5 separate regions of the Mus musculus genome follow, and regions 2, 3, 4 and 5 are each linked to region 1. A link is a loop called in an ENCODE intact Hi-C map of the cell type or tissue named here. Cell type or tissue: heart. All regions are shown on one strand.

Evidence for each region. Peaks named below come from ENCODE experiments on the same cell type or tissue, not always from the same donor. Only the 100,000 strongest peaks of a DNase experiment are listed, where the experiment ranks them.
Region 2: it touches region 1 in a loop (2.7-fold over the local background); 7 of 42 quality-filtered maps call a loop at or near these places.
Region 3: it touches region 1 in a loop (7-fold over the local background); 20 of 42 quality-filtered maps call a loop at or near these places.
Region 4: a loop joins it to region 1, with 8 times the contacts of the local background. A loop is called at or near these places in 21 of 42 quality-filtered maps.
Region 5: it touches region 1 in a loop (6-fold over the local background); 21 of 42 quality-filtered maps call a loop at or near these places.

The regions. Positions count from the first base shown.
Region 1 is chr7:142,438,548-142,442,547 of GRCm38, forward strand. It overlaps Syt8 (synaptotagmin VIII), which reads left to right. Exons shown (of 9, transcript NM_001285861.1): 4 at 347-445; 5 at 575-733; 6 at 807-974; 7 at 1,113-1,218; 8 at 1,304-1,437; 9 at 1,521-1,849. The coding sequence ends at 1,754. Tnni2 (troponin I, skeletal, fast 2) reads left to right here and starts at 3,269. Exons shown (of 8, transcript NM_009405.3): 1 at 3,269-3,321; 2 at 3,922-3,951. The coding sequence starts at 3,944. In heart, a CTCF peak has its summit at 2,184 (motif pointing right); DNase peaks (open chromatin) are centred at 1,574, 2,374, 3,354 and 3,984; H3K27ac peaks cover 4,000 bases.
Region 2 is chr7:142,535,696-142,539,695 of GRCm38, forward strand. Mrpl23 (mitochondrial ribosomal protein L23) reads left to right here. Exons shown (of 5, transcript NM_011288.2): 3 at 375-457; 4 at 1,572-1,645. Among named protein-coding and RNA genes, the nearest start is that of Mrpl23, 4.7 kb to the left of the region's middle. In heart, a CTCF peak has its summit at 2,385 (motif pointing right); a DNase peak (open chromatin) is centred at 2,396; H3K27ac peaks cover 3,526 bases.
Region 3 is chr7:142,495,551-142,499,550 of GRCm38, forward strand. It overlaps Tnnt3 (troponin T3, skeletal, fast), which reads left to right and starts at 3,286. Exons shown (of 18, transcript NM_001163664.1): 1 at 3,286-3,349. All of the region lies in intron 1 of Prr33 (proline rich 33), which reads right to left. In heart, CTCF peaks have their summits at 1,527 and 2,457 (motif pointing left); DNase peaks (open chromatin) are centred at 741, 1,411 and 2,471; H3K27ac peaks cover 3,564 bases.
Region 4 is chr7:142,579,545-142,583,544 of GRCm38, forward strand. No RefSeq gene overlaps it. Among named protein-coding and RNA genes, the nearest start is that of H19, 3.4 kb to the left of the region's middle. In heart, CTCF peaks have their summits at 778, 1,265, 2,289 and 2,490; a DNase peak (open chromatin) is centred at 1,210; H3K4me3 peaks cover 1,502 bases; H3K27ac peaks cover 1,613 bases.
Region 5 is chr7:142,673,966-142,677,965 of GRCm38, forward strand. No RefSeq gene overlaps it. Among named protein-coding and RNA genes, the nearest start is that of Ins2, 3.8 kb to the right of the region's middle. In heart, a CTCF peak has its summit at 1,919 (motif pointing left); no DNase peak of the experiment used is centred here; H3K27ac peaks cover 931 bases.

The DNA of each region.
Region 1 (4,000 bases):
AGGAGCAGAAACCCAAATCTACCTGTGTCCAGTCCTGTACTGGTTCACTCCGGGGAGGGGGTGGGGGGGTGCAAGGTTCAAGCTGGGGAGCTCAAGGCGGCCCTGGCAGGCCTTCTTCTCAGAGGAAGGAGATGAGCAGAGGTGATAGGGAACGAGTGATTCAGGAAGCAGGCAGATGTTGGTCCATGGTCCATTGGAAGCTACAGTAGTAGCAGTAGTAGCATATATGTCACATTGAAGGAAGATTGGCTGGTCTCAGGGAGCTGATCTGTGTTACAATAGTCCAGATCTCTGGTTAAAGATTGGTCTCAATCATACTTGCCTGATCTCCCACCATCCACCCCAGGTTCAACCAGATGTGGACTGCCTAGAACCCTGCTCTGGAGGGGACCAACAGTGGGGTCGACTCCTGCTGTCACTAGAGTATGATTTTGGAAGCCAGGAGGTAAGGCTCACTCAGCAGGTCCAGAGGCTCTGTGGTTGATGGAGAATGTGATGAATGAAGAGTCAGGTAGAGGGGAGCAGGGGAAAAGAACCTCTTGACCCCAGGCTGAGCCAACCCACTGGCCCTCAGATTAGAGTGGGCCTGAGGCAGGCTGGAAACCTGAAGGCTGAGGGCACAGCAGACCCCTACGCCTGGGTCAGTGTGTCCACCCAGTCTGGGAGAAGACATGAGACAAAGGTGCACCGAGGGACGCTCTCTCCCATGTTTGAAGAGACATGCTGCTTTCTGGTAAGTCTAGTCTGGGTAGATAGAGTGGGCTGGAGCCAGGGCAGCAGGACCCAGCTCATTACCCTGTCTGCAGGTCCCACCAGCAGAGCTGCCCAAAGCCACTCTGAAGGTGCAGCTGTGGGACTTCAAGCGGTTTTCAGAACACGAGCCACTGGGTGAGCTCCAACTACCCCTGGGCACCGTGGACCTTCAACATGTCCTGGAGAGCTGGTACCAGCTAGGCCCTCCAGGGACCACTGAGGTGAGCCTGGCTGGTAGGGGCCCGGGATCTACCTGTAACATGGGGGGAGGACAAGGTCTGAATGCTGTACCTGCTGAGTTCAAACCCCCAAGGGTAAGGATGACCCTCCCAGTTGCAGCCCCGTCTTGTTGCCCATAGCCTGAGCAGATGGGGGAGCTGTGCTTCTCACTACGCTACGTGCCCAGCTCAGGCAGCCTGACTGTGGTTGTACTGGAGGCTCGGGGTCTGAATCCGGGGCTTGCAGGTGAGAGCTATACTTTTGTGGACAGCGAGCTGGACCCTCGTGTGCATGTATGGGACTCCCTTCTTGAACTTTCTCACTCGTGCAGAGGCCTACGTGAAGATCCAGCTTATGTTAAACCAGAGAAAATGGAAGAAGAGCAAAACATCCTCCAAGAAAGGCACGACTACCCCCTACTTCAACGAGGCCTTCGTCTTCCTGGTTCCCGTTAGCCAGCTCCAGGTAGGGAGCTGGGAGGAAGGGCAGAGTGGCCTGGGACGTTGTGCCATGCCAAACTGACAACCATCCCCTCTACATGTCTGCAGAGTGTGGACCTGGTGCTGGCTGTCTGGGCCCGTGGTCTGCAGCTCCGGACTGAGCCTGTGGGCAAAGTGCTGCTGGGTTCCCGGGCTTCTGGCCAACCCCTACAGCACTGGGCAGACATGCTGGCCCATGCTCGGCGGCCCATCGCCCAGTGGCACCACCTGCGGTCCCCCAGGGAAGTGGATCGTGTTCTGGCCCTGCAGCCTCGCCTTCCCCTGCTTAGGCCTCGCTCCTGAAAGCACCGCGGGTCTCAGTTTTCCCAGATGGAGAGCTGTGGATATTTGTGCAGGCTCTTCAGATCTCTCTGTAATAAACAAATTCTCTTTCACACTCACATGTCCTGATGGAGCCCTGTGAGGAGGATCTGAGATACAAGGCAGGCTACACTTTGGCACCACTGTCCTCTCAAGGTTGGGGTAGGGTGCTCTGAACAGATTTGCCAGTCCTGGGCCTCTCTCTGCTCAAGGCCTGATTCCTAGGCCTTTCCCTGAAAAACGGGCACCACCCTCTCTGCCAGCCAGGACTGGTAGAGGAGCAGGAGGCTAGAGCTGGCTCTGTGAAGGCAAAGAGGGCAATTGAGGGGGAGTTGTGGGTAGGTACAGCTTGTGGAAAAGACCTCAAGACCATGAGGGACTGTGATACAGTGTCTTATGCACTATCAGCAGGGGGCAGTAGATGTCTTTGGAAGCTGCTCTGGAGCCTTTGGGGGCTCACAGCCCTGGCTTGTGATATACCTCTTAATCCCAGCACATCTGGCGGGCTTTAGCAGCTCCAACCCTCCTCTGATCCCCAGGGGCCCCAGAGCAGCAGGGTTGGGGCCAAGCCATGATCTGGTGTCTCTGGGTGGGGTTCAGAAGCGGGAAAGGAGTAAGGGCCTGGCCCCAGTGAGCCGGGCAATGCAGGGCCTGCCTAGGCAACCAAGGGCCCTGAGCCCCCACAGGTCAGAGAAAGGTTCCTAGGGCGGTGGCACCACTCTCTGGGGTTGAAGGACATGTTTCAAGTTGCCTGTGCAGAGGCACCCATGGGCAGGGTGTGTGGCAGGCGGAGAGAGGCCCGGCTGCTGGTCCAGGGACCCTTTTGCTTCTCTCTTCCTGGGCAGAAAGGCAAGTTCACTATAAGAGGTGGGCACCACTCTCCTGAGCCCTGACTGCCTTCCACACAGGGCCTAAGAGAATGCTTTTGTTTTTGTTTGGTGTGTGTGTGTGTGTGTGTGTGTGTGTGTGTGTGTGTGTGTGCGCGCGCGCATGTGCGCTCAATTTTGCAGGAAGACTGGTGAGGTGAACAGTCAGCCCAGGGGTCCAAGCAGGGCATGAACACCCAGCAGGCAATGAGCGGCCAAGTGGGTGCAAAACTACAAGACCACACATACCATTTGACAATGACTCCAGTTCAGCCTACTTTTGGTGAAGTCCGGTTTCCTTTGGAGGAAGACTTCAGTGGATGTTTGAGCTGGGTACCTTGGAGACCCACATGGAAGGTTACCCTTGCTGTCCTGAGGGCTCTTGCAGGAACAAGGCTGGCATCTTGAACTCGTCATTGAGACATAAATAGAGCAAACCACCCCCAACTCCCCACCCCAAGACTTCTTGGACAGGCCAGCGCCTGGGCTGACCGGCCAGGCGGCTGGGCAGGTGGAGAGGCTCTCCTCCTCTCTGTGCCCCCATTGGTCTGAGGAGACTCCATGCCCTTTCTGAGCAGGGGCCCGGCCCAGGGAAAGCAATTTATACCCCTCCCCCTGGCCCACCAGCCCAACTCACTGCTGCCGGCCTGACCTCGCTCCCAGCACTGCTGCACAGCATCTAGGTGAGGCCCAGCCCATCTTCTTGAGGTGGGAGACTAGAGCACTACTCAGGCTGGCTCATAGGAGGACTTCCCCGGGCAGGGGCTTGGGGGTTTGGGGGTCTGCTGCCGACAGCTCTCTCTGAGGTCTCCCACAGATCTAGGGTTGAGAGCAACATGTGCTACTAGGATAGGACAGGGGTCTACAATGGGCCTCGGATAACAGGCCCTGTCTCTGGGGACACACAAGCAGGAAAATGTTCAGGTCAAGCAAGTAGGGACCTGAGCCCCCAGGCCACACAGAAGAACACTTTCTTCCGTGCATTCACTTCTCAAGCCAAAGGAGCAAGAGTTAAAAATAACAGGCTCACCCTGGCAGCCACCTGTGCTGGCCAGCCCCACCCCATCCCTCCCTCGGGGACAGCTGCAGCTCCTCAGGCCCCGCCCGGGACATTTTGGGAACACTTTCTCCTCTTACTTCTCATCTTCAGGGTGGGGGTGGGGGGTGATGTCCTCTGAGAAGGTCTGAGTTGCGGGTAGAGCAGAAGTAGCCTAGCAAGGCCAGGTCTCCATGCCTAGCCTCACGCAAGGCGGACACTGACACCATCACCTCTCTCCCCACAGGATCAGAGCTTGAGATCTCAGGATGGGAGAGTAAGTGATACCCAGGGTGACCCGTACTGCAGTCCCTCACCAGGGCTTG
Region 2 (4,000 bases), 97 kb after region 1:
GCCACCATGGGCTTTGTCCCCCAAGTCCTAGAGAGGCCCCTCTGGCAGCACATGTCTCATAGACCCTAGGGGCGAGTCTTTAGTTACAGATAGGAGCCCAGCCTGGCGACAGGCCTGATATCTTACATTTGATCAGGGTGAGCCCACCTGGCTCCAGGTAATGGTCAAGGATCCAGGTGGAGAGGACCAAGTAAACAACTCTGATGAAATCCCACCCTCATTAACTCTTAGCTCATCCTTTTGTCTGGAGGGGACAACACTGGAGCCAGCCTCACCTGGCCACAGCTGCTCCTTGGACTTTCACCCTTATCCCTGGGTAGGATATCTCTTTATCTAGGCTTAGCTCAAACTTGTTTGCTTTCTGTCTCATCCAGGATGACCAGGGTGGACCTTCGGAATTACCTTGAGCAGATTTACAATGTTCCCGTGGCTGCCGTGCGCACACGGGTGCAGCATGGTGGGTACCTGTGTTGGTGGCTTGCCACCAGGACATAGCCCCTTGTCTACTTCTTGTTGTCTTCAGACTCCAGAGGGGAAGCAAAGGCCTTGAGGGGCTTGGGTGCCTTGTCTTGCCAGAGGGTGCCCAGCCTCTTTCTATGTAGCTCATTGAAGGTCCCCAACACTTCTAGCTGTGACCCTGAAATGTCCTCTGTTCCTTAGAACCACTTCCTTAGCCTGGGCTGGTCTCTAGTAGGCCTCCACAGTCTCCTCCTGTAGTAGATCCTAAAGTAGCCCATCAGTGGCAGATTGATTAGTGCCCAAGGCTGGCTAGTAGTGCTACCCTCTTAGAAATGCCCTTCCTACCGGGCGTGGTAGAGCACACCTTTAATCCCAGCACTTGGGAGGCAGAGGCAGGCGAATTTCTGAGTTCGAGTCCAGCCTGGTCTACAGAGTGAGTTCCAGGACATCCAGGGCTACACAGAGAAACCCTGTCTCGAAAAACAAAAACAAACAAAAAAACAAACAAACAAAACAACAACAACAAAAAGAAATGCCCTTCCTAGAGAATCTCCATTTCACCAGAGAGCAAAGAAATTCCTTTTGTAGCCAGTCGTGGTGGAGCACGTCTTTAATCCCAGCACTCGGGAGGCAGAGGCAGGCAGATTTCTGAGTTCGAGGCCAGCCTGGTCTACAAAGTGAGTTCCAGGACAGCCAGGGCTATACAGAGAAACCCTGTCTCGAAAAACCAAAAAAAAAAAAAAAAAAATTCCTTTTGTTCTTTTAAACTCTTCTGTTGTCATTTCTATTCTCAAAAACATTATTTATTTATTTTTTTGTCATTGACCAGGCTGGCCTTTAACTCAGAGATCTGCCTGCCTCTGCCACCTGAGTGCTGGGATTAAAGGTGTGAGCCACCACCAGCCAGCTCAAAGACTATTTTTACTTAAACAGAGAAACTGGGATGTTTGTCTGAGACCCCCCCTCTGGTGTTCAGCCTGCCTTTTGAAACCCCCCTCCCCACTCCACCTCCAGATGATATCCTGTGCCTTACTAGAAAATGGTTTCTAGATTGTGGGGCTCATCAAGGGGCCAGAAGTTAAGGCAGGGTCTGGTCTGCTGTCCCCTCACAGGCTCCAACAGGAGGAGGGATCACAAGAATGTGAGGATCAAGAAACCAGACTACAAAGTGGCCTACGTGCAGCTGGTGAGTGAGACCGGCTGACCTGCCGCCTCTGTTTCTGCTCACTGTCTCATCTGTGTCCTGGGGCTGTTTGTGCAATTCCCTCTACCTTAGCAGAGCCCAGACCTGGAGATCGGGGCAGGAGGAGCCCAGGTCCTAGTGCACCTCCGCAGATCATCTCTGTAGTCCTCAGTAAATCCATTCCTTATTTTGTGCTACAAGCCCATGCCTTAGTTACATGTGTTTGGAGGAAACAGAAATCAGAGGGTGAATGTGAAAAGCCACCGCTCTGTGAGGATACCTTGCCTGGTGCAGAGTTTATGTTCCCCTAGAAGCCCAGTGCTGTGAAAAGGTTGAGACATCTGGGGTATACGGACCCTACACATTCTTCTGTTAGTCAGCCATGACAGTGATTCTGTGAGTGTGGGTACCAAAGCCCCTTCACCTCATCCTTGCCTGGGGTCCTGGGAGCAGACTCCTAGTCTGGGCCTTTACTCACAAGACCAGACTTGCCTGGAAAGAGCCACATTTTCAAGCTTGCTCTCTTTTAGAGCCTCTGTCCTCGACCCACTGCCTTTGAGACCAAATCTTAACCTACAAGTACCCTTTGGTCTCAGTCTCTGGACAGAATCCCTTTTGACCTCCGGGAATCTCTCAAGGAAGACTCTACTCGGCAGGGTCCATTAACTGGCCCCCCACTGTTTGAACCCCACAGGGGGGCTTCCTCCAATTTCTCCAGTTTCAGTGTAAACAGCTCTCCAGGGAGCCCCAGCCTCCACAGCAGGCCGCTAGATGGCAGTCTCGTGCTATTGAGAATGGGCCCCTCCCACCCTCCCGTGCTGCATGGCTGTTTGTTCAAAGACCCTGTAAGGGAGGGAGGCAGCTTTGCTGGAAAAAGAGCTACAGTTGTTCTAAACAGGGCCTAATATTTGCTGTACATAAAATCAGCCCATGCAGGTGGGAAAGGAAGGCCTGGGCCCTCTGAAGGCTTGTGTGTGTGTTTGTGAGCTAGGTGTTGAATCCACCCATCTGTCTCTGTCACGGCCTGGGGGGCCACATCCATATGCTGGCATTTGCCACAAGTCACTTCAGAGACAGCTATGGTTACAAGTGGCTTTTGAGACATCTGAGCCCCTACATTCCCCTCCTCTTCCCCACCACACTCATGAAAGCTGGACTCAGTAGTTCTTACATCTGGCAGCTGCAGCTGCCACCAGCCATGTCCACCTTCCTCTGTGAAATTGTGATAAATGGAGGGGCCTGTTGTGCCCCCACTAGGCGAGACTTCTCAACCAGAGTTAAAATTTGTAACACACCCCCTTCCCGGCTCCAGCCTAGAAATGGTTCGTGTTTGGGACTTCTGGTTGTATCTGCAAAGGCTGTCTTTGTCTTCTTAGTCTTTGTCTTTGTCTTAGTCTTTGTCTTCTTAGTGTGTCTTTTACGGGTGGGGGGGCTTCTGGCTTCTGGTAACGGCACTGTGAGGCTCAGGAAGGGGCAACTAGGGGAGGGGGGAGAGAAAGCTCATCGTGAGTGTGGCAGGGGAAAGGCAGGTCCCACGTGGTGGGCGACCACATTTTTCTTCTGAGAACCTGATAAACATCTTTTTGGTCTGGTGGGGAGGGAGCCTTAGCAAGCTCTCAGTCCCCACACAACAAAAAGAGCATTGACCATGTTTACACAGAACAGTGTTTGACTGAGTGCTGCACACAGGCCATGAGCTCTAGGCTCCAGAGTAAATGCTGCGGGCAGGCACAGTCCAGCCCAACAATGGCCCGTAGGGGCCCTAGGATTACTGGAGTCAGGACTGGCTTCTCCACTTTTTCCCCTGGCCTTTTTTTCCTTTCCTGCCTTGGGCCCCTCAAAACCGGCTCTCCCTCCTTAGAGGGTGGGTGGCTACATTTTTTTCTAAAGTATGAAGCAATTATCTCTTAGAGATAGTCTTCATACTGGTACCCATAGATGGTGATGCGGGTCCCTCACATCTGCTCTTTCAAAATCCCCCGCTAGCCCCTTGCATAGGCTGTCTTTATCTCTGGACCTTAAGCTGTTTAGGACTTCATCTGCCATCAAAGCCAGCAGTCAATTCTGGATGGGCAGCCAGCTCTGCTTATAGGCTGCTGCCTCCCCCATTTTACTTTTGTAACATGGTCTCCAGTAGCACTGGCTGTCTTTGAACTCCTTGTGTAGCCAAGGATGACTTTCAGTTTTTGATCCTTGTGCCTCCTCCTCCCTTCTCTATGCTAGGATTACAGGCATGAACAACACCAAAGTCTTATGTGGTACTGGAGATCAAACACAGGGCCTTGTGGGTGCTAGGCAAGAACTCTACCAACTAAGCCCAGCCCCAGAGTGTCCACCTCTGACAGAACTTACTAAGTT
Region 3 (4,000 bases), 57 kb after region 1:
TGAGGATGAGCAAGCATATAAGGGCTGAACAAGTGGATGAATGGCAGCGGGCAGTGGGATGTCCTTCTCAGGGGCACCCTCCCTTTGCCAGGCCTACCCTTAGGCTTGACTCTAAAACCTGGTATCTCTAGAATCTGGAGCTTCTTGACAGCTTCAGTGGTCTAACCTTGGCTGTGACATACACCTAGACACTCAGAATCTTGACTTTTTAGAAGCTTCAAACCCCACTGGTAGGAACACATAGCTCAGCAGATACAGTTGCTGATGCAGATGGGTAGATGGCCTTATCCCTCCTGGTCACCATGATAGAACCATACTCTGTTCAACCAGGAGCTTCTCTCTGGACAAAGGACACTCCCTGCCCTTCCTACTCAAATGAGGTGGTGACCAAGAGCAGCAGATAGAAGCTGCTTCAAGGTCCATCACAGGATGAGGAACTAGACTCTAGCATAGACCAAAATGGGCATCCCAAGTGACAGAGCAGAGTATTATTGCTCCTGTGACTTGCCCAGCCTCTCTCTTTGGCCTCAAGAGGAGAGTGCAAGGTGTGCCTTCAGAGTACAACTCACTAAATCTTACTTGGGCCTCAGATGTGGAGTCTACCTTCTGCTGTAACACTGCCTACCCTGCCAGGGACACCAGGATACTGCCCTTCCATCTTCCTGCCAGCCTCCTGAAAGGCCCAATAGCTGCTGCTGCTTCCTCCAAGCCCTACTTAAAGACCCACTTCACTTCAGGATTCGGGAATTGCTCTAATACCTTTACAGCCAATCAGAGTGTTTTTCGAACCAGGAGGCACTGTCATGCATGGGGACAGCTGCTGCCCAGATCACAGTGGCTGAGTCCCAAGTGCCATGTCAGCCAATCCTATCCTGGGCTTGGCAGAGCCAGCCACAGTGGGTCAAGTAGGGGCGCTGGGTGAGGCTCAGGGTCCAGGGGCTCTTCCATTCCCTGTCTGCTCAGCACCCAGATTGAGTAGCCTCTGAAAACCCCACTATTCTGGGAGTCACCTGTATAGGCCATAGAAGTAAAGACACTTGAAGGGCAGGCTCTTCTCAGCCTCCTCTGTCCTCCAAGCCCAGTCAAAGTCAGATGGATGTTCACCGACTTTGAGGGATCTCTCACAACTATTCAGGGAAGCCACTGCCTCTCAGTCTCTTGGATAGAACAGGGACAGTCTCCAAGTCCCATCCAACGGAATTCGTTGCCCCACCACCACCACCACCAGGGGCTCCAGTTCTCTCTCAGATTCCCAGGGAGCCTTTTCTCCTGTCTTTTCCCCACCAAGCCCCAGCCAGGCCAAGTAGGACCTTTTGTGTATTACCTTGCACGTGTTACCTGCTCGAGTCTTTGGTGGACGGCAGCACCTGGTCCAGCAGTGCCCACTCTATGCTGTCCCGCTGTACCTTGGGCCTGATCCCCTGAGGAGGAGGTGACTGTTACTCAAAATAAGACCTGCCTGGTCTCTCTGACCTCACTGAAAGCGTATGCCAAAGGCTTCTGAAGTGGGTAGCCACCCTCCCCTGCTGGCCATGAGGAGCCACTACAGAGATGGTAGCATAGCCATCTATAGACCTCTAAGGACCCTCATTGCTCTCAGGCAAGAGCTTCTGGATTCAGGGGTTCAACAACAATAGACTGGATAAAATCCCCCATGTCTGCTCTCCGTGTTCTTCAGCTGAGTGGTGTGCTTGGTTGGTCTCAGTAGAGCCAGATGAGAAGGGAGGCTGACCTCACCACAGAAGAGAATTAGAGTCCCTTTGGCACTAGTGTGGGACTTCATAAACTCTACATGACCCTCAAGGCCAGATTGAGCTGGGCATCCACAATATTTAGAGCTCACTGAACCCTATCTATCTAATGGTATAGATGGAGGTATAGAGGGACACATAGGTTCTGTCCAGGAAGGTTGAGCTGGCCCAACAACTCCAGGGGCCTCTAAGGGGCAGGTGCTTGGAGCAGAGGAGAGCAGGAGAGAAGCTCTGTTCTATGAGCCAGCAGGCTAGAAGACTGGCTCCACTCTCCTTCTGATCACAAGCTGGATCTTGTGTCTCTGGCATTCTATGGCCCCATCTCTAACACATAGGAGGTGGATGGTGGGTCAATCCAAACCTTCCAGAAACTCTTAAGATTTGGTGGAGATTGGCATACTGTGGGCCTCCTACTGGTCATCCTGATGTCTCTAATCTCAGGATGCAAAAGGACCAGAGCCCTGTCTGTGTCCCCTAGGGCTCACCTACCATTACTTTACACTCCACATTGGCTTTTTCCCTGAACTGAACAGATCCACAGACCCCACCAGCCACACACGACAAGCCATGGGGTCTGGGAGGGTTAAGAGAGTGAATGGCAAATGCCAGGTTGGTCTCTTGCTACTTGGTGCTTCAGTTTCCCTAGAGGCTGACCAGGCACATAAGGCCCAGAAGAGTGTCCATGGTTGGATGGTGCCCCCTGGAGTCTTGAGGAAAAAAAGGCCAGGCACATGGCGAGGTCTGCTCATGGCCAGGTCTGCTCAGCAGGGCCCACATCCCTGGACAGAGATATGACCTCCAGGTCCACTACTTAGTATGGAGCCCCCAGACCAATAACAGGCCCAAGCATTGCTCAGCCCTCCCCAGTTACTGAGGAAGATGGACAACCAGAGGCAAGGTTTAGGTGATCATTTCTCCTATTAGGTGATCATTTCATGAGACGTGTTCCAGTGATGTCCACTTGAAAAATAGGCCTGGCCTCGAAGAAGGGGCTGTGTGTGACATGGGCTAGGGACCCAGGGCTCTTCATTTGGTGGGTATCTTGAGCTGTCTCTATGCTGGAGAAGCAGGGCAGAGTTGCAGGAGGTGCCATATAGAGTTAGACACCGATCTTGAACAAAGTACCTGCTCCTACAAGCCACCTCGGGCAGAGGAACAGGGGACCAAAGAACCCAAAACCCAGGCTCTGATGACCCTTCCCCCAACAGCCTGACTCAAGAACAGCCTTGGTCTAGACCCAATCCTTTCCTCCTCTCTCCCTCAGCCCATCAAGCATGTGCCCATTGCTGAGGGGGGAGGGTAGGTAAAAATAGCAGCTGACACCTTTCTGGAACAGTTAGGGACCTTGCCTCCTCCTCCAGGCATGTCTCCTCCATCCTTGCCTCCTTGGGCCTCCTCTGGGGCATTCCTATACTTGGTCAGGGGCCTGCTTGGGCACACCCTCCCCCTTCCCATGCCCCAGCCACCCATCTGCTGGCCAATGGGCTGCCAGAGAAGATCAGATGTCACTATAACATGAAGGGGTGAGGCTGTTGGACAGTGCCTGCTGCTGGTCCTGTCCACAAGGAGCCCCCAGCCTTTCTCAGACTCAACTACAGGTGTGTATGGATGTGAACAGCCCGCGTAGGAGTGGGCAACTGTGTCTGGGCTTGGCTGCCTAGCATCTAAGGGGAGTTCAATGGGTCCTGTGCCTCTTGCTGTGTTGTATTTTGGTAACTAGAAGCATGGTGCTTGAACCTTGGGATGACATAAAAGATCTGGTTCTAAACCAGAATAGAAAAGCACAGGAAGTGAGAAGGAGTGGGGCTCCTGTGTGACTCAGGACAAAGGAGACCTCCTAAGGTAGGATCTAGGAAGAAGGGCAGAGGGTGAGATAAGGATCGAGTGAGTCAGAGGACATCATTCAGAGCTCTAAGGGCGCCTGCAGCTGCCTGCCTGGCAGCTGGCTGGAGCCCCTCTGAGACTCTGAAAGAATGACCTTAGAGAAAGAATGTGATTTCAACTCATCCTTGGAGCCCATGGGTCTGCCCTTTTGCAGATCTGGGCTTATCTCAGATCACCCTGGGAAGAAGCTCAGGGGAGAGATATCTGTGAACCCCTGGGGCAGATTCCTAAGGTTCAGGTGAAGACAAACAGGAGCCAAGCTGAACCAGGACAGAGGGAATGAAAGGAGCCTGGGCCTGAGCAGGAAGCTCATATCTGATCTTGTGGCTGGGAGACCAGGTGGCCCCTAGCCCTCCAGGCTCCCG
Region 4 (4,000 bases), 140 kb after region 1:
CTGTCATCCTCCCCACCATACCCCTTGCCATACCCCCCACCATACTTCCCCTATGGCCCCCATACTCTCTGCTATACCCCCACTATACCCTCCCTGCTATACCCCCACTATACCCCCGCTATGTCCCCCACTATACCCACACTATACCGCCCCACTACACCCCCATTATACCCCCACTATGCCCCTCCTGCCATGCCCCCCACTATGTCCCCCATTATGCCCCCGCTATGCCCCCGCTATACCCCCACTATAACTCCCTCTATATCCCCCGCTATACCCCTACTATACCTCCCACTATACTTCCACTATACCTCCCCATTATACCCCCTCGCTATAACCCACGCTATACAACCCCACCATGCCACACCCGCTATGCTCCCTCTTGCTACCCACCCTCCTGCTTCACTTCAAACTAAGCGGATCCCTGACTTCTCCTAGTCTCTAATCTCAGCTTTGCAACTTCTTGCTACAGTTCCTAGGTTACCTGGGACATTGCAATGGTTGAACCCCAGCCTCTGCTTTTATGGCTATGGGGTTTCGGTGGACGCACGCACGCGGCAGTTTCTATGTCTCCCGCCTATAACCGATTCTGTATTGAGTTTGGATTGAACAGATCTGGCTAGCTTGAGGAGTCCCAAGGCAGAAGGGGACCATTCCGTAAGTGCACAAATGCCTGATCCCTTTGTTGAACCTGGGGTACTCAAAGCTTTGTCACAGCGGACCCCAACCTATGCCGCGTCTGCCGAGCAATATGTAGTATTGTACTGCCACCACGCGGCATCGTCTGTCCATTTAGCTATAGCCAAATCTGCACAGCGTGGAGAGTGAACCGATCGATCGTGAAGGGCGCAAGACTGAAGGAGCTACCCAAGAAATGTGTGTTGTACCACCCCATGACCCTTATGAATCATTGAATGCTATGCCTGAGTGACCCATGAGTTTGCCATAGGTGAACCGCAATTTTGGTCACCTCTATGATAAAGTATGTGGGACTGCACTGGTCGCTGCTCGGCAACTTCGGTCTTACCAGCCACTGACGATCTCGGGCTGTGTAGGGAATGAGTCAAGTTCTCTGGTTCAGTGTGTAAGGGAACCATTCCAGAGGTGCACACATCTTACCACCCCTATGAATCCCTATTTGGGTGACCCTGGGATATTGCTGGGAATGAATCGCTCCCCCCAAGTTGGCAGCATTTGGGCCACGATATATAGGAGTATGCTGCCACCGCGCGGTAGCATCCGTTCCCTTGTTGCACATAACAGCTTCTATGCCTTCCTATAGTGAGCCACACTGGCTGGTTTTGGGGTTCAGTGACCAAAGGGACCCCCTCCAGAAACACAAGTGTTCCAACCTCTTATAAACCATATCGACCACTGAGGCATAGCGGCTTCGGACATTGCTGTGGGCGAACCCGAACTTTGGCCCTTGGACATTGTCATGGGCAAACCTTAACTTTGGCTGTCTCTGGAACATAATGTTTAAGATGACAGTCACCAGCGCAGCAATTTGGTCTTTCCACTCACAACGGCTTTTGTGCTTTCTGGCATCGAACCACATGCACTGGTTTATGGGGTCTGAGACCAAAGGAGACCATTCCGGAAGGGCATAGGTGTCCTGCCTTCTGCTTTTAACAAGGCTCTCCGGGACAGTGCAAAACAGGTGAACCCCAACTTTGCCATAAGTACGATTATCTGCCACAAACCAGCCAGGGGTCCTACCACCTCTTCAATTGATTTTGGGCTGACACCCAAGGCTTGATGTAGGATTCCTCAGCTGCCAAGCTGGCAGCTGAGCCCCATTGAGAGAGAATGCAGTTTCAGAATTGTTTGCAGCCCTGAGCCGGAGATCATTAGCATCTGAACGCCCCAATTAGAATACGAAAGCGCAAATCACCAGACTTTCTTGTTGGCGGTTCCTTAAGTGATTCTTTGGGTAGGGAGGTCAGGTGTCCTCATAGATGTGCAGAATTTGAGGACCATGCTTAGTGGGGTCTGCATTATGGTACTGCAATACATTCCATGATCACCACACATAGTAGCTATACTTCAATTTTCACACAATAGCGCTGATGGCCCCAGAACCCTATAAGTCAGATACCTGAGATAGCTCTTGAGAACGTTTTATCAAGGACTAGCATGAACCCCTGGCCTCATGAAGCCCATGACTATGGGATCATAGATGGTGATAGGGGAGAAAACTCAATCAGTTGCAATCCGTTTTAGGACTGCGATGTACGAGACTTCACTGCCGCCGTGCGGCAACCCTGGTCTTTACACACAAAGGATTCTTTGCAGAGAGTAAGCCGACCTTGTTGATTTGGGAGTCCGAGTCCACGAGGTACCAGCCTAGAAAATGCATGTGTCCTGCCCCCCTAGTGGCATTTGTGACCCCCCTGAGGTACTGAACTTGGGTGACCCACAGCATTGCCATTTGTGAATTCCAATACCAGGGGTGGGGGGGCTCTTTAGGTTTGGCGCAATCGATTTTGCTGCCACCACGCGGCAACTCCCGCGTATAAACCCCACAACTGATTCAGCAGACGTCCAAGAATAGGGCATGGTCTCCTTGCAGAATTCTTATGCCTCCTGGATGCTCGTGTGAATGTAGCATGTTCCTTTGAGTCCTGGGTGTAAGTGCCCTGCACGCTCATCCCCCGGACATGAAAATAGAATCTCTATTTTCTCACCAACCTTTTTCTTTCCTTGTGGTGATTCGGGAACTGTAGGCAATGGCTATTTTCTCGGTTTTAACTCAGGCTCCAGGCAGACTCAGTACTGTCTGGTCATCAGTTGCTGCACAGAACACACTTACATGGCACCATGGCCCTTTAGCCTCTGCTATGTTCCTCCTGTATGGTCACAGCACTGCTATGTTCCTCCTGTATAGTCACAGCACTTTTGACTGCATTGAATGGACAGTGAGCAGGAAAGCTTCCTTGGTCAGGCTAAACTCCTAGTGGTTCATTTGCATTTCGATGGGATAGAGCTAGATCTCTTCTTCCAGAAACAAGTTAGGCATGCCTTTGTCAATCTGGGGACTGCCAGGGCAGAAAGTACAATGAGGGCAGTAAGCTTTGGCGGGGAGGGGGGCTCTTGGGGTCAAGTCTAGTCTGTTTTGGCCATTGTAATAGTACGTGACATTGAGGACTAGGTGATGGCTAGCAGCTGGTGGGCAAACAGAACCTAACTGAAGCATGGTACTCTAATGGGGGCTAGTATCCAGTGAGAGCCTAGTCTGAGCCCTGTTGTTGGCTGTGGAACTTAGACAAGTGGTGGAGAAAGAGCTCTGCTTTCTCAGATTCCTTCTTAGTAACGTTCCTAAAGAATGAGCATAGAGAGAGTGGAAGTGAAACATCCAGGGGAGCCTCAGTCTCTTCTGAGTTCATGGCCAAGACTTATGTCCTAAACTCACACTATGGCCCTCTCAGTTGGGAACCAGCTCCCGTTGTCCCCTTCTGGACACCATCCCCATATAGAACTAACCACACAATGTGTCTTTTATACCACTGTGAGCATGGTGGTGCCACCTAGTATCTGGACAAAAGCTTGTAGATGATGCTAACATGACAATATGATATTGACTTAGATAAGTTGGTACATAAGAGTGACATAGCTGGTCCCAGCACTTGGGAGGCAGAGGCAGGCAGATTTCTGAGTTCGAGGCCAGCCTGGTCTATAAAGTGAGTTCCAGGACAGCCAAGGCTACACAGAGAAACCCTGTCTCAAAAAACAAAACAAAACAACACCACAAAAGAGTGACATAGCTGGGACATGGACATGGGAGTGTCACATAGATGGGATATGCACCCAGAAGTGTCACATAGATGGGACATGGACACAGGAGTGTCACACATAGGGGATATGGACACAGGAGTGTCACACAGGTGGGGCATGGACACAGGAGTGTCACACAGATGGGATATGGACACAGGAGTATTACCTGAACAGGACATGGGCACTGATGTGCCACCTGGATATAACATGGGCCCAGTGGTGTCTG
Region 5 (4,000 bases), 240 kb after region 1:
CTAGTTCTCTGTCAGCTTTTCTCCCACTCAGCCAGCCCTTCCCATCTCCTTTTCAATATTTGGGTCCAGGTTGGAGCACTTCACCTTTTACTAGTTCCCTAGTCCTGCCAACTGATACTGTTCTTCATCCTCAGGTAGCATTTGCCAGGGCACAGATGTGGGTGCCTCATTTTACCTCTGGTCATCAGCTCATTCTGTCTGCTGCTGGGTCACCAGGTGTTGCTGACCCATGCTCAGGATCTGGGCCTATAGAAATTAGGAGGAGTCTTCCAGGTCATCCATAGTCGAGGTCACCATGGGTCTTAGGGATTGGACAGGAGAGAGGAGACCCAGCTGGAGCAGGACTCAGTTCTAAGCCAGGGTAGCCTTTGAAGAGCAGAGGGGGAGTGCCAGGGCCTCAGCATGAACAGCCGCAAGCTGGCAGGGCTGAGGGACTCTGCTCTGTTGTCCACAAACACAGATGGACTGGGAAAGCCAGAGGGAGGTCCTGGTGGAATGTGGCTCATCACTAGCAGCAGGATTCTAAAGGCTTCGCAGGACTGCAAGGGATGAGGCCTCATGGAAACATGAGAGTCTGTGGACCTCTAGGTTGGGCAGCTTTAAGACATACGTCTGTTGTTGGCAAATTGGTAAAGAATCCATCATTAGTCTACAGGTGAGAGCCATACATGGCCTTTGGGACTTGGCTGGCACAGCCAACCAGAGTCGGTGACCTTAGCCCAGAGGTCAGATAACTGGATCTACTCACTTTGAGCATATGGATGAAGCACTGAGTGGGTGATGCATCACCATGACAACTTTCAGTCTGAGGATCCCAGGCCTAGGCCCTTCTTGGAGAGAGAGGCATGCTGGCAATCCTAGGCCCAGCCTAGGCCCAGATTCAAGGGTCTGACGCAGGGGTCTGCAGATCAGGCACGGGATTCTGACTACCTGCAGCAGAAGGGTGTTATAGGTGAGGTGTTTGTACCAAGGTGGTGGTGGGAGACAGGATACCTGGGAGCCAGGCAGTGAGCCAGTGACTCCAAGGGGGCTGGCTCAAAGCCACTGGGTAACTTGGCGCCAGCACAGCACGGCTGGACCACACAGGGCCACCTCCACAGCTTCACTTTCGAAGGAATCCGCCTTGCTGTTCTGTGGCCCAGCCAGAAACAATAGTTGGAGGGGGGAAGAGAAAAGAGACACGGCATCCAGACTGTTCTTCAGCTCGACTACCCCTGGCCACACCACCCCCAACATTCTTTTCAAAAATGACCTTCCCTTCTCAGCGCTGAGCGGAAGGTAGACATGGGAAAGAGCTGACCTTGTCCCAGATGGACTCTGCGTGAAGCATCCTGCACCCTGGGGTCCCTGTAGCCCCTACTTCATGTGAAAACTAGAGTTTTGTCTTCCAGCCTGTGTGCCTAAGAACACTCCAAGCAAAGGAAGGGATTACTGGATCTTCTGGCTCCCAGTCTCTGTGTCCACTAGGGCTCTGGGAACCACAAAGGTCCCAGCTGGAAATAGACAGTCTGCTCCCCTGGCCTGTTTGCTTAGCCATCGTGTGAGGTGTTGCATGGATTACCTCCTACACTCTCCTCTAGGCAGCTGTAATTCTAGACAGGTAGAAGATGACTCTAACCTGAGACATTCTAGGAATGGTGCAGACACCTGGATATTTATTTGTTCCTCCTCCATGGGAATCTAGGAAACCTAAACCCCAAAGGTGCACATCCAGTCTTTCCTTCCCAAACCTCATACTCTCCACAATTTAGAGCAGTCAGCGTCTTGGGAAGCTTCTTTGTTCCTGTGACTGCAGAGGAGCAAAGGGAGACACTATGCAGCCTCTAGAAGGATCTACTATGATAAGCCAGCCCTTCAGACTTGTTGTAGTACTTCAAAAGCAAGGTTTTGGTGACCTCTGCTGGACGCTTCCATGACTAACCATTTCTGGCTATGGTATCTAGATTTCAAATGTCTACTCCAAAACAGTAGTTATCTGCACGGAGGGACACCCAATCTGAGTTTGTGGGAAGGCTCCTCAGGGGTCTCCATCATTCACATCTAGGCTAGAAAGCCACCAACTAGTGCTTGAGGCTGCCTAGTGACAACTTTTCTGGGTGGGTTGACTTAAGAGCTATCTGGTTCCTACTCCTTGGTTCAGAACCTTGCTGGGTATAAGGATCTCAAAGGGTAAAAAATGGACCTCAGCATCCCTGACCCTACCTCTCATATCACTCAGGGCCTGTTCAGCCTGAGAGAACATGAGTACAGTAAATATTTATTGATAATGTAAGAAAGCAAATAAGGTCCCTGGGGCTAGGCTGAGGTGTCAGCTCATTTGGACCCGGAGACAATGTAATCTAGGGGAGCCAACCTCTAGGCAGCTACATTGGAAGACCATATTAGGTGTTGGGTAATCTATACTGTGAGTAGCATAGCACTGAGCATAGCAGAAGAGTGGCTTCCCTGGCTCCAGGCCTCAATCTCCCCATGTGTAGTATTAGTATGAGTCTCTCCATCCCATATATATGGAGCTGAACTGCTTCATCAATCCAGGCAAGAGGTATATTGGCTATCCTTAGTAATACCCTGGCCTTCCAGATGGTAGGCAGAGGCAATGAGGTCCCCATAAGACACAGCTAAATCTCAAATACCAAAGCAACAACACAGCTAGCTGGGTAAACATGGTTATCACTGCAGACCCCATGGACAAGGGGAGCTCCTGTGCTGCAGGGCTGCGCTGAAGGGCCTCAGCAAGGTCAGCAGGAGTGCCTGAGCCAGGTCAAGGACTGACCTACATGGGGTGACCTAGGGCTTAAAGGAACATCTGAAGTCCTCTGCTGGGATGTCTGGGGTTAGCACCCAGGGTGATGCTGATCAAAGACTGAATCCGGTTTGACCTCTGCTCCCTGGGCACTGGTTCAGTTTGAGTGGCTTCTTCTTGTCCACTCTTGGAGGGATTGAGAGACAGCACATGTCCATCTCTAGTATTCTGCTTCCTCTCCTCAAGGCCAGTAGGAAGTAGAGCTCTAAACTAGAGTTTCAGAATGCCTCAGGAAGGCATGGGGCATGTGCCTCAGCCTGCACAGGTTGGTTCTGGGGCAACCTGCCTCTCCCTTGAGGTCGGAGTCAAAGGCTGCAGGAGTGAAGCCATAGATAGGAATCTGGATATCTGGACCATATTTCTGTTTCTAGAACCCCATAGCACTAGTCCACCACATTTCCTGAAAAGCTTGACTCGCCCCACAAGGCCCAAGGACCCAAAGATTTTTGTTCCCTTTACCCGTGACTCATATGCCCTCCAGAAAGTTTGTGGCACTTGAACAGTAGGGTACCCTATCTGCTACCCTACCCAAGACCCTGGGGAGTTCCATAGAATGACCCCAGGCTCCTCCTTCTTTCTTCTTTTGGGTCCAGTGTCTATCCATCCACTCATCCATTATGTTCATTTCTGGCCTTCCTTTTTCAGGGGGATGGCTGGCTATGGCCTTGTGACATTTCTCTAGGTGGGGCTGTGGTATTGTCACAGAGAGGGGGTGACCAGGAAGGGTTCTTAGCACTGCTGGAGGAGGCTTCCCAGCCAACAAGTACCAGCAAGGAGGCCTATGTCTAGTTCAGAGACTTGCCACCCTGGTTCTGGGTGGAGCTTTGAGGAACAGATGGGTTTGGCTTGGGTGGCAGGCAGGTTGGCCAGCCCTTGTGGCAACCAGGATCACCCTAGGCCCCTAAGCTCTCATCTGCCGGACAGGTGGCACCCAACTGGGCTCAGAGTGTGAAAGAGAGGCACTCTGTTGAGATTTCCCAAAGATCTAGCTGTTTTGTGGCTTTTCTTTAGAACTGAGAATATTTCTAGGGGACTACCAAGCAGTTAGGTTCAAGGAACCTATCTAGCTGGAAGGAGGGGCTGAGAAGTGGTAGGAGGCCCCAACCCTAGGTCTTCCTCATGGCCACCTTGCTTAGAACTCACAACTGGTCATTTTTGAGAAGTGGAGTTCTGGCTCATGCCCAGGGCTTATGGGAT